Regions from separate parts of the Homo sapiens genome. Here region 1 is linked to region 2. The links are chromatin loops, found by intact Hi-C in ENCODE. Cell type or tissue: ascending aorta. All regions are shown on one strand. Each heading gives the region's core, and the rest is flanking DNA. Links, peaks and the distances in the headings are about the cores only.

Evidence for each region. Peaks named below come from ENCODE experiments on the same cell type or tissue, not always from the same donor. Only the 100,000 strongest peaks of a DNase experiment are listed, where the experiment ranks them.
Region 1: a loop joins it to region 2, with 2.4 times the contacts of the local background. A loop is called at or near these places in 2 of 110 quality-filtered maps.

The regions. Positions count from the first base shown.
Region 1 is chr9:26,521,402-26,526,790 of GRCh38, reverse strand. No RefSeq gene overlaps it. Among named protein-coding and RNA genes, the nearest start is that of CAAP1, 370 kb to the left of the region's middle. In ascending aorta, for the core only: no CTCF peak of the experiment used is centred there; a DNase peak (open chromatin) is centred at 2,337.
Region 2 is chr9:26,572,800-26,578,188 of GRCh38, reverse strand. No RefSeq gene overlaps it. Among named protein-coding and RNA genes, the nearest start is that of CAAP1, 320 kb to the left of the region's middle. In ascending aorta, for the core only: no CTCF peak of the experiment used is centred there; no DNase peak of the experiment used is centred there.

The DNA of each region.
Region 1 (5,389 bases), core at 215-5,214, 51 kb after region 2:
CAAGAGTATCCCAGTGTAAAACAATCAATGCCACTCATAAGAGATACTTGAAAAACAGCCGGAACATGAATTTGGCTCAACCAAAGTGAAAGAAATAAAACCCTTTTCCATGGATATCCCTGGGTCTGCTCAGATTTCACATCCATTCTGTGCTTTCAAAACACTCTCTACTTAGTGTAACATCACTTTTCCCTCTCTATTGTAAATATCTTCTGGTTTGCCTCTCTTTTCTGTTAGACTGTGAGATCCCTAGCATATTGAAAATGGGCTTGGCACATACATGTTTGTTGAATTCAACAATATATCGTTTATTCTCAATAACTAGCATGGGTCCTATGCAAAGAAGGTACACAGTAAATGTCTGCTGAAAGAGCGAGTGAATCAACTAGAAAGATATAGTTAAGAGACTTACAGCATCTAGAGGAAGTCATTTAGGAAAAATTGATAATGGATGATGAAAGAAGAAGCTGTGAACAGAGCGTGATGACCAGGGAAACACGTAGAATACCAGGTTCTGATTGCATTCCTTTTAGCTGCCAATGCACATACATGCACACAGCACGAGCAAGCAGACATTTCCCAGGGGAGGGACATCCAAGTGAAGAAAAAGATAATCCAGGTGGCAAGTAGTGAACATTTCTATTTTATTGGAAATGTATGGGAGTAACCTTGCCTAGGAAGTAGGTTGATCTCTCCTTCAAAGCTTCAGCAAATCTAATCTGAAAAAGCTTGTACAGGATGAAAATATATGATAAAGGGCACATATTCTGAACTTTGAGTCTCTTAAAAGGTATGAATACCAGAATGATGTTTTCTCATTTCTTTTTTTTTTCATTCTGGTCTCAATCCCTAGTAGCTCAAAACACAGAGACTGCACTTGCTAATAACTTCAGTATAGCCCAGTCTTGTGTTGTGGACACAAATTCCATAACTCCACAGGGCTCGGTCAGCAGACCAAGTGGGTGAGCAGAAAAACTCCTGTGGCATCTTCACTTCCTGTCCCTGTGATTCAGGCTGTTAGCTGAACAGCTGCCTTTTTTGTTGTTAAGGTGATTTTCTTGGAGGACTACATCAAATGAATGACTTGTGATGAATGGGCTGGGGAAGATGCTTAAATTGAGTTTCCTGTGCAAGTCCCCTGGTAGCCCACCCATCTCTGTCAGCTTGTTAATATTTTCAGCATGTGGGCAAATAATATTGAAGCTGTGTTTGCAATTGTTGTAAGAAGTCTTAACTCCATATGAGTATCTTCCTGGTGCCAAAGCTCCCCTGTGAATCCATGCGCTTATTCCTGTAAGGTTTCTCTTGCTCAAAAACATTGTATAAAGTCCTATTTTAGACTGGACTTCAGAGTATCTGAAAATCACATCCACATTTTGGATGCAAAAACTAATTTAATGGATTTAAACTGATTGCTGTTGATTACTTGCCTCCCATCCCCTATCATGTGGCAATAACAATCTACTTTTCATTTAGGGAGCCACCCCTTCCCCTGATAGAGTTGTCCCTCAAAAGGCTCCTCCTTCACCTCGGCTGGACAACAGAGTCTTCCCTTCCAGTGACCACAGTGATTTGATAGTGGCCAGGGCTGTGTCACCAACTAGGACCACACACACAAAAATCCCCCAAAATTGTGAGGCAGCACTGGGGTATATAGTCAGAAATGAGCGTTGGAATTGGAATGAGGACAGCAGAATGAATTCAGAAAATTATTTAGAGAGGGACTCATCAATATAAGACCCAGAATCGTATCTGGCCTTCTCTGCCTATGGAAGGATTTGATCCAAGATAAATTGAGCAAATACCGAGAATACTGGCAGACAGCTTTACAACTTATTCTTGATTGATCAATGATTGATAAGAACATTCTGGTAAATGGGATACTCTTGCTCTACCCCTTAGGGAAAAGTTAATTGTCTCTTCGGTTACAAGAAAAGCTAAGACAGTAGGACCCAGTTTATAAAACAGGATTGGAAAGAAATGCACAGTTTGATTTTTTTATTTGCTACAGTTGCTGCTATGTTAACAGTTGCTTCTTGGCAGAGAGTAAGAGATATAAAGAAAGCCTAAGGTTTGTTTCTCTAGAAATCATAGAAGAAACAAAGGAAAGCTGTTTTCATAGACTGGAATGGGTTTGCCAGCAATTATGTTTTGCAAAAAATAAATAATGCATTCTGTTTCCAAAAGGCCCTGACAAACTTTGATAGAAAAAAATCAAATCTTTTCCCTTGGTTTTAGGGTGGCGAGTTTCCTGACAGAAGTAAAGTGAGTCTGTGTTCTCTAAGTAATTTATTAGTGCATCTTGGCACAGCAGCACTAATGGGCTTGCAGCCAGGTATTCTGAGCTGCAGTTTGTCATGTCTGACTCTTTAATTCTTTCAAGCAATTGAAGAAATGGCCTTCTGCAGGCTGTCAGTGACAGATTCTAGCTCACTCACATAGATAAAGCTCAATTAGCTCCTGGAAAAAAACATCTTTTAAAAATGCAATGAGCTGCACCATGAAAGACAGGTAGACAGCCACACCTGAAACAAAATAAAATGTTACTGTTGAGGAAAGAACGTGTCCACAATGAGCAAGCGTGTAGTTGTCTTATTGGACAGCTCACTCCACTGCAAGCAAAGAGGTGATAATTTCTAATTACTTCAAGTGTTAAGATAGATCTTTGCTTTAGATGCACGATAAGGTCAACAATCTTGAAGAGAGCATGTCATTCATTCATTCATTCATTCACTCATGACTAAGACTCATACTCTACAACTTGCAAGGAATTCTAGCCTCGAATAGGGGTATCAAAGCAGCCTCTCACTGAATGAGTGTAGCCATGTTGATTAATCCACACACTATTTGAAATATTGAGGCAACATTCTAAAAATCGGCATATTTTATGCACATGCAAATCCAGGCTTTTGGCATCTCAAAAATAAGGAAACACCTGGTACACTGGATGTTAATGTTTTTGGCATGAAGCCTGAATTATGCTAACTGCTTACTGCAACCCGAAGGAGAGGCACGACTTTCCCTGTTCACCATGCAACCCACAGGCTTGCATCACTCATTTCTGTTACTTGCCTTGCCCTGGTCTAGACAGAAGCCTAATTTAAACTTGTAAATCTATTATCTCCAACAGTGATTCTGAAGGCCTCCTGCATCAAAAAATACTTAAGATTGTATTTGAAATAGAGAATCTTGGGTACTTGCCCTGAAGTAAAACATAAAAGCATATGGATGTAAGGCACGATGGGTCTTATGAAAACTAAAGTTGATGGAACTACTGGTCTCAAAGACCAGAGAGAACTATAGTCTTTAAAAACAGCTGAAAATCTTAATATCATAAATAGACTATGGTTAGGACACAATATAAACATATATTTTTCTCCAAATCACCTTACTCTTAGTGGCTACTTTCTCTCTGAAAACATCAGCTAACTAACATTGCTCCACTGAAAAAAACTCAAATGACTTAGTGTCTATTACTGACTTAGGCCAAAATTTCAATTTGGAGATAAAATCCAGTACATTTTATGAACTAATTTGTTCTCTGTGCAAGTGGATGAACTTGATAGCTATATTTGTTTCTGGCACTGCTAAATCATAATTACAGAACATAGTTCTACAGCTAGAATTCAATTGGAACAGAGCCTAAATGAATTAATAAAAACCCTGTTTTTCTCCCCGCACCCTGCTCCAGGTATTCTTCTCTGACTCCTCACAGATCTTAGCTAGGAAGAGTCTATTATACATATTACAACAATATAATCCCTTACGTTTTTATGGTGTTTTAGAGTTTACAAAGCAGTCTCAGATAGTTTATTCCCTTTGATGCTCTCAGCCACCCTGTGAGATGGGGCAGAGAAGAAATGAAGTCTCAGTTCCTGCTGCAGATGGTTGTAGAGTGAAGAGCAGATTCCCAGGTTTTCCAAATCAAAGTCTGCTTTTGTTCTATTACATTAAACGTACATTTGTAATACAAAATCTGTCACCTATTAAAATATCTTTGCAGGTTTATCCCAACTAGGTGCCATATCTTATAAAAAGAAAGCCCTAGGGATCGTTAACTAAATCTTTCAACTGCCTCAAAGATCCCTTTTATTATTATTATTATTATTGCCCTATCTGCTGATTTCCTACTGGTAGAAAAAGAATCTGGTAAGAAAAAAAATAACAAATTTGACTGATTCTGTGAGATCGCATCATTCAACATTCGTCTAACAACCTCCCACCATTCCAGGAACATACTGCCCTCTTTCAACTGTGCCCTAGCTGTTTGGAGTGATCAGTTTTTGGTGGTCCTGGCTCTTTTGTTGGTTTTTAAGAGTATCTCAATTTTTGAAAATGTATATTTTGGAATCCTGAGTTAATGGTTGAGACGGAGAAGTAAATACTACGCAGCCATAAAAAAGGATGAGTTCATGTCCTTTGTAGTGACATGGCTGAAGCTGGAAACCATCACTCTGAGCAAACTATCGCAAGGACAGAAAACCAAACACCGCATGTTCTCACTCATAGGTGGGAATTGGACAATGAGAATACTTGGACACAAGGCGGGGAACATCACACACTGGGGCCTGTCGTGGGGTGGGGGAATGGGGGAGGGATAGCATTAGGAAAAATACCTAATGTAAATGACGAGCTAATGGGTGCAACAAACCAACACAGCACATGCATACATATGTAACAAAGCTGCATGTTGTTCACATGTACCCTAGAACTTAAAGTATAATAAAAAAAATAACTAAATGAAAACTTGCATGATAGTCATGACAAAACCTTGACTTGAAAACTGCCCAAAGTGCTGACTATGTGGGCTGTAAACATGGCTCACGTAGGCAGCTGAGAATTCATCCTTTGCATCTCTATCCCCCAAACAACACTTGTCCCCAACCAAGTTTTGACTGGTGTCTCAACAATTAAAAGTAAAATGCTCTTCACACATTAGTTTTTGGAGCCAGGCGGTCATGGGCAATGCCTGAATTGCTAGTCACTAACTTTATGACTTCCCATAAGTTAGGTAAACTTAGTTTCATCATCTGTGAAATGATTTGGTGAGAAATGAGATCCCACATGGTAACTATTGAGAATCTGCCTGGCATGTTTTCAATATAAGAACATATTAGCTATCATTCCTATTATTCTAGGAAGGTTAAAATTAGGTTACTCATTTCTGTTAACCTTCTAGCTACATCAAAAGGCTCTGCATCAAAAATACTTAAGATCTTATTTGAAATGGAGAATCTTGGGTCCTTTCCTTGAAGTAAAATATAAAATGAACAGAATGCTGGACAGGTAAGTTAGATGGGTCATAAGGGAGGCAGGTCAAGTCTAGATCCCTGTCAGAGGACACATGAAACTGCATGAAGGAGCGGGCTCCAGGAGAGGTGGGGATATC
Region 2 (5,389 bases), core at 247-5,246:
ATATACATCATGTATAGATCACCAATTGAAAATAACTTCTAAAAAAGAAAATATACATTGGTGCCTTGCATTCATTCAGCAAAATTGGGGTGCTTTTAGCAAAAGAAGAGATAATTGGTGTTAGGCAAACAAAACAAAAACAATCTTGCAGAAACCCAAAACTAATATGTCCATTTTAAGGGGGCGTAGTAGTGAGGAACTATTGTGGTAAATTAGGTTCGAGCAGATGCTTAGGGTTTAAACCAAGGCAGGGATAGTAGAAATAGAGAGGAGACTAATTTGAAAGATACTCAGGAAGTGAAATTCACTGGACCTCACAGAGGTGGTAGGGACAGAGTAGGAGAAGGAGAGAGAGGAATTAGAGATGTTTCTTAAGATTTCTGTCTTGGAAGACTGGGTGAATGCTAGTGCCACCCACAAAGGAGAGATTATGGAAGAGAAAGATTGCTTTGGGAAAAAGAAGACAAATATGTCTTGACATTTTGCATGTCAGGTACATATGCGCATCCTTGAAGTGAAGTACCTATTAGGCAGATAATATCCAGTTGTATGAACACATGAGTAATAGTGAAAGTTATAGGCATGGATGGGATTTCCAAGGGACACCAAAGAATGGGAAAACAAAGTGGTATCCCCGGGGATACCCCATAAAGGAGATAAAATAGGGCATATCAGAGTATTAGGAGGAAAACCTAGAGAAGGGAGTTTCTTGAAATTTGAGGCAAAAAGATTTTCCAGAGGAATGAAAGGTCAACAGTGCAAATATCCCAGACAGCTCAAGTAAATTAGAGATGCAAACAGTAACTCTTAGAGGGGAGCATCTTTTTTCCAGTCTTCTAGTTTCTGTGAGGGGCTATTGCCCCCACATGCTCTGCATCTACTTCCTCATCTCTTTCTTGGGTCTTAGGTAATTGCTATTGGTCTATTTTTTCTTGATTGGAGCTTACTAGTCACAAACATGATCACTGGAACAGGGTGATAGTTGCACTCTTTCTCCTTCCCCTTCTACTTACAATAGTGAGACAGAAACCTGGGTTAAGTGTATTTGCAGTCTTGGATCCAAGAGCGTAGGGAGTTAATAAGCTCATTTGGCTCTCACATCTAAGCCACATTTCTTCAGTGTTGGTGATATGTTTTGGATGTTTTGTCTCTACAAATCTCATGTTGAAATGTGAGCTCTAGTGTTGGAGGTAGGCCTAGTGGTAGGTGTTTGGATCATGGAGGTGGATCCCTCATGATTGTCTTGGTTGCCATCCCCATGGTAATGACTGAGTTCCTGCTCTGGTAGTTCACATAAAAGCTGGTTGTTTAAAGGAGTCTGGCACCTCCTTCTCTCTCCCTTGCTTCCTTTCTCATCATGTGACATGTTGGCTTCCCTTCACCTTCCACCATGATTGTAAGATTCCCAAGGACTTCAGCAGAAGCAGATGCCGGCACTATGCTTCTTGTACAGCCTGCAGAACCGTGAGCCAAATAAACCCCTTTCCTTTATAAAGTTCCCAGCCTCAGATATTCTTTTATAGCCATGCAAACAGACTAACGGAGAAAGCTTCATTTTTTTTCTTTCTCTTTTGATGCAGAAATCAGGGAATGAGTGTGCTATTCATAGCGCCTCACCAAACCCTTCGACAATAAGCAGTAAACTTGGCAAATATGACTTCTTGTTGTTTTTTTATGGCCAGATTTCAGAGTGCTGTAGAATAAGTGAAAGAAGAGGAAATAGAAGCTGTAATAAATACACCCTTTTAGGAAAGGTGAATATGAGGAAGAAGAGGCTTGCTAGGGGAGATGTAATATCGTGAGAGACCATTTATTTTTAAGATCAAAGTTCACATGTTTGATTGTAGCATTTGTTACAGATGTTTGATTGGGAAAGAAGCAAGTGTGAAGATTTAGGAGAAAAGAGGTAATAGAGTAGAATTAAAGTCTCTGAGAGTTTGGGGAAAATTATAACACAGCCTGGGAATGGGCCATGGTTTGAGAGAGTAACAACACTTTCTTTCAGATAGAAGGGGCTAATAATGGATAAGTTTTGTAGAGATTGGTTATCTGTGGTCTTTTGGGGAGTTGATGGAGGAGAGAAAGTGGGTAACTGGGTATTGAGGTAGTTCATACATTGTTATGAATCTCTGTCATAGCATTACAGAATATGAAACTGTAGCATTGAAAAAGACTGAAAGTTGTTGAAGATTGGGATATTGGTCCCAATTCTTCAGTTCCCTGTGACAGTATATTGATACCATTTGCTGTGTAATATTACAGTGGTTTTCCTTTGGGGGTAGAACAGAGATCTCATTGAAAATGGGCTTTGCCATGTGACTTGCTTTGGACAATGAGATGTTAGTAGATATGACGTGAGCAGGGGCCTTATATGTGCTTGTGTTTCGCTTCATCACCATGAGTAGAGCATTCTATGAATAGCCACCACTCCTTCATCCTGGACTGCAGAATGAACATACACAAAGCAGAACTGATCTCAACTCAAAGGTGTGGATCCCAGTGAATACCCTTTAAAGAGATGTACCAAGACAAATATGGGCAGATATGGAGGGCAGAGGTGGAGGCCATTTTCAGCTGGCAAGCAAGTTCATGAAGATTTAAAAGCCATTGAATTGACCGGGCTCAGTGCTCCTCTGTCTAGTCACCAGATCCATAAATGTTAAAAGGCAGTGGTGGTCGTGACAGCAATCATAACTTTCTGATCTCTGCATTGTAGTTATGGTGGAAGTTCTTCAAATTGGCTAAGTGGCAGCTTGTGGACTTGTTGCACATTATTCTTTCTTCTACCATTTCTGTCTACACTGAATTTTCAGTATTAAATCTTTTTCTACTTTAAATGTCTACAGTGATTTCTGTTTCCTACTTTGAACCCTGACTGACTCACAGTCTAAACTTTCCTCCTTCCATTTATTTTTGGTGTATGCAGGTTTCAGTGCTACTCATATTGTGGTCTCTGGTCGGCCATCTGTTTGCGACCAGTTTGCATCAGGATGTAAATTAGTTTAGCCATTAAGCATGCTTTTCAGTTCATCTGATGTATGTATGTATGTATGTATGTATGTATGTATGTATGTGTTTATTTATTTTGGTAGCAAGACTTGCTCATAGAAGGAAGTAGTGTGTTCATTTACATTCCAGCACAGGTTCCAGATCTTATTGTGAATGGGTACTTTGAGCATCACTGGCTTACTCAAAGGCCACACACAGACCACATATTCTGTATTTTCTTCCTCTAGACATTAAAATGGCTTCTTCTTATTTCATTTTTATGGATATTTCAATTTTACCCCAGGGAGCATATGTGTCCTGGCATTGGATTATCTCTCTGTAATGGAAAGAATTTTTGAAAATTACGTGACTTTTTGGAAGTCATCTATGCTTCTTATTTTAAAATAATTTTTTAAGTAATTTCTTCTTTCATTAACAAAGAAATGCATACCCATGATAAAAGTTCCAGCACTTTCACTAAAGTTTAAGCACAGAATAATGTAATATAAAAAGAAACAAATTATCTACCTCCCCCATTCCTTAATCAACTTCTCTGAAGTAACAATTAACAGTATTTTTATATAAAAAGCTGTTTGTTTCAGCGGAAATAGCCTTCACCAACCTTAGTTAAGCTTCACAACTACAGTTGTGCCTTTACTTTCCTCACCCAATGTAGACAATGTGAATTTTTTTAATTGCATATCATTGAGATTTTATCACAATGACCTTTATATGAACCAAAGCACCAGATAGACTCGGTCTCTATGCTATTGCCTCAGGATGGGGATTTAATTTTAACATCAGTTTTTGATCATATTAGAGATACCTATCTCAACAAGGCAAATAACATTTGTTTTGTTCAAATGTTCAAACTATTCCCATTATGGGTAAGATATTGGAATTAGGGACCTAAATATTCAAACTTCTGTTTAAAATTTTGTCATGGTTAGACTTGAAACATAAATTATTTTAGCTGCTTTTTTCCTTCTGTTCTAAACAATAACAAAGTTTATTTCAATGCAAAAAAAGACAATACAATTCTGATGATTTCCCTTAATAACTTAAAAAATTGTTTTATTTTCAAAAAATATACATACTATTTCTTTTTGTTGGTTTTCTCAATTGAGAAGATACATTTTGATCTTCAGTTGTGTATTTTAAGTTAATAGTCTTGGTTTGGGTGATCCCAGCGGAACATAAACTTTAAATCTGTAGTCATAATCACGGGGACTATCAAAGCCATAATGCGCAATATTACTTTCATAGGTTTGGGAAAAATGGACTGTATTTTCTGAGTTCACCACTTGTCAGCACAGAATGCTTTAAAACAACATAAAGCAAAATGTTGCCAAGCATTTCAATCAAAAAGAACCTAAAGAAATCCAGGGGAAAATATCTACTTACGTAAAATACAATGTGGAATGCCTACCCTTTGAGAGTTCTTAAAGATTCCAACCTTCATAATTCATGTGATATTGAACGCTGATGTGTACTACATAAGTTGATTTAACTGATTTCCTTGTTCATTCAAAATACAATCTTGTAGAATTCTCTTTTGGCCCTTGGAAATGCTGTGCTGAAGAGACTTCAAGGCTTTAATGGAAATGCCATTTCCTGTAATAAAGGTTGGATTTTAGATCTAGCTATCTTACTCACTGAGTACATGATATTGGGCAGGTTATTTTACTTTTAAGTGCTTCAGTTTTCTTCTCTGTGGAATGTTGGGTTGAAATGCCCATCACAAAGGGCTATTATAAAAGTGAGATTTAATTAAGGTATTAAGCAAAATGTATGATGCCTGTTCCGTAGCAGTTGCTTAGTAAGTGTTAATTCTCCTCACCTTCCTCCTCTGTCTTTGGCCTTGGAGACAGCTGAGATGCTAAAGAGAGAAGTCCTGTTTTATTAATATGTATGTACTGCATAGTGAGGACAAATATCTCAGAGGTGAAGAGGCCTAGGGTTACAAAAACTGTGTTTGTATTTTAACAATTAGTGATGATGAACATATTCTTTCAGTCCTCTTGGTGTATGTATGTAACATCTCATTTGGAGAAAACACTGGAAGTCCAAATTTGAGTGAGAATCCTGACCTAATTGACACTCTTGCACTCTCCATGATAGGCCCTGATCACAGGGTCCTTTGTTAAATTTCAAAAGTTGAGTTTTAAAAAAATACCTTCATTGTGGCATAGTTTATTTCACAGAAGTCGCCCAGTTTAAATAAATGATTCAATTATTTTTAGTATATTTGTAAAACCGTCATCAAAATCGGTGTTAGAACATTTCTACCACTCCCAAACTATCCCTTGTACCTATTTGCAGTCAGTACCTGTTCTCATATCCAGCCCCAGGATAATACTAATCTATTTTCTATCTTTTTAGATTTACCTTTTTCAGCGGT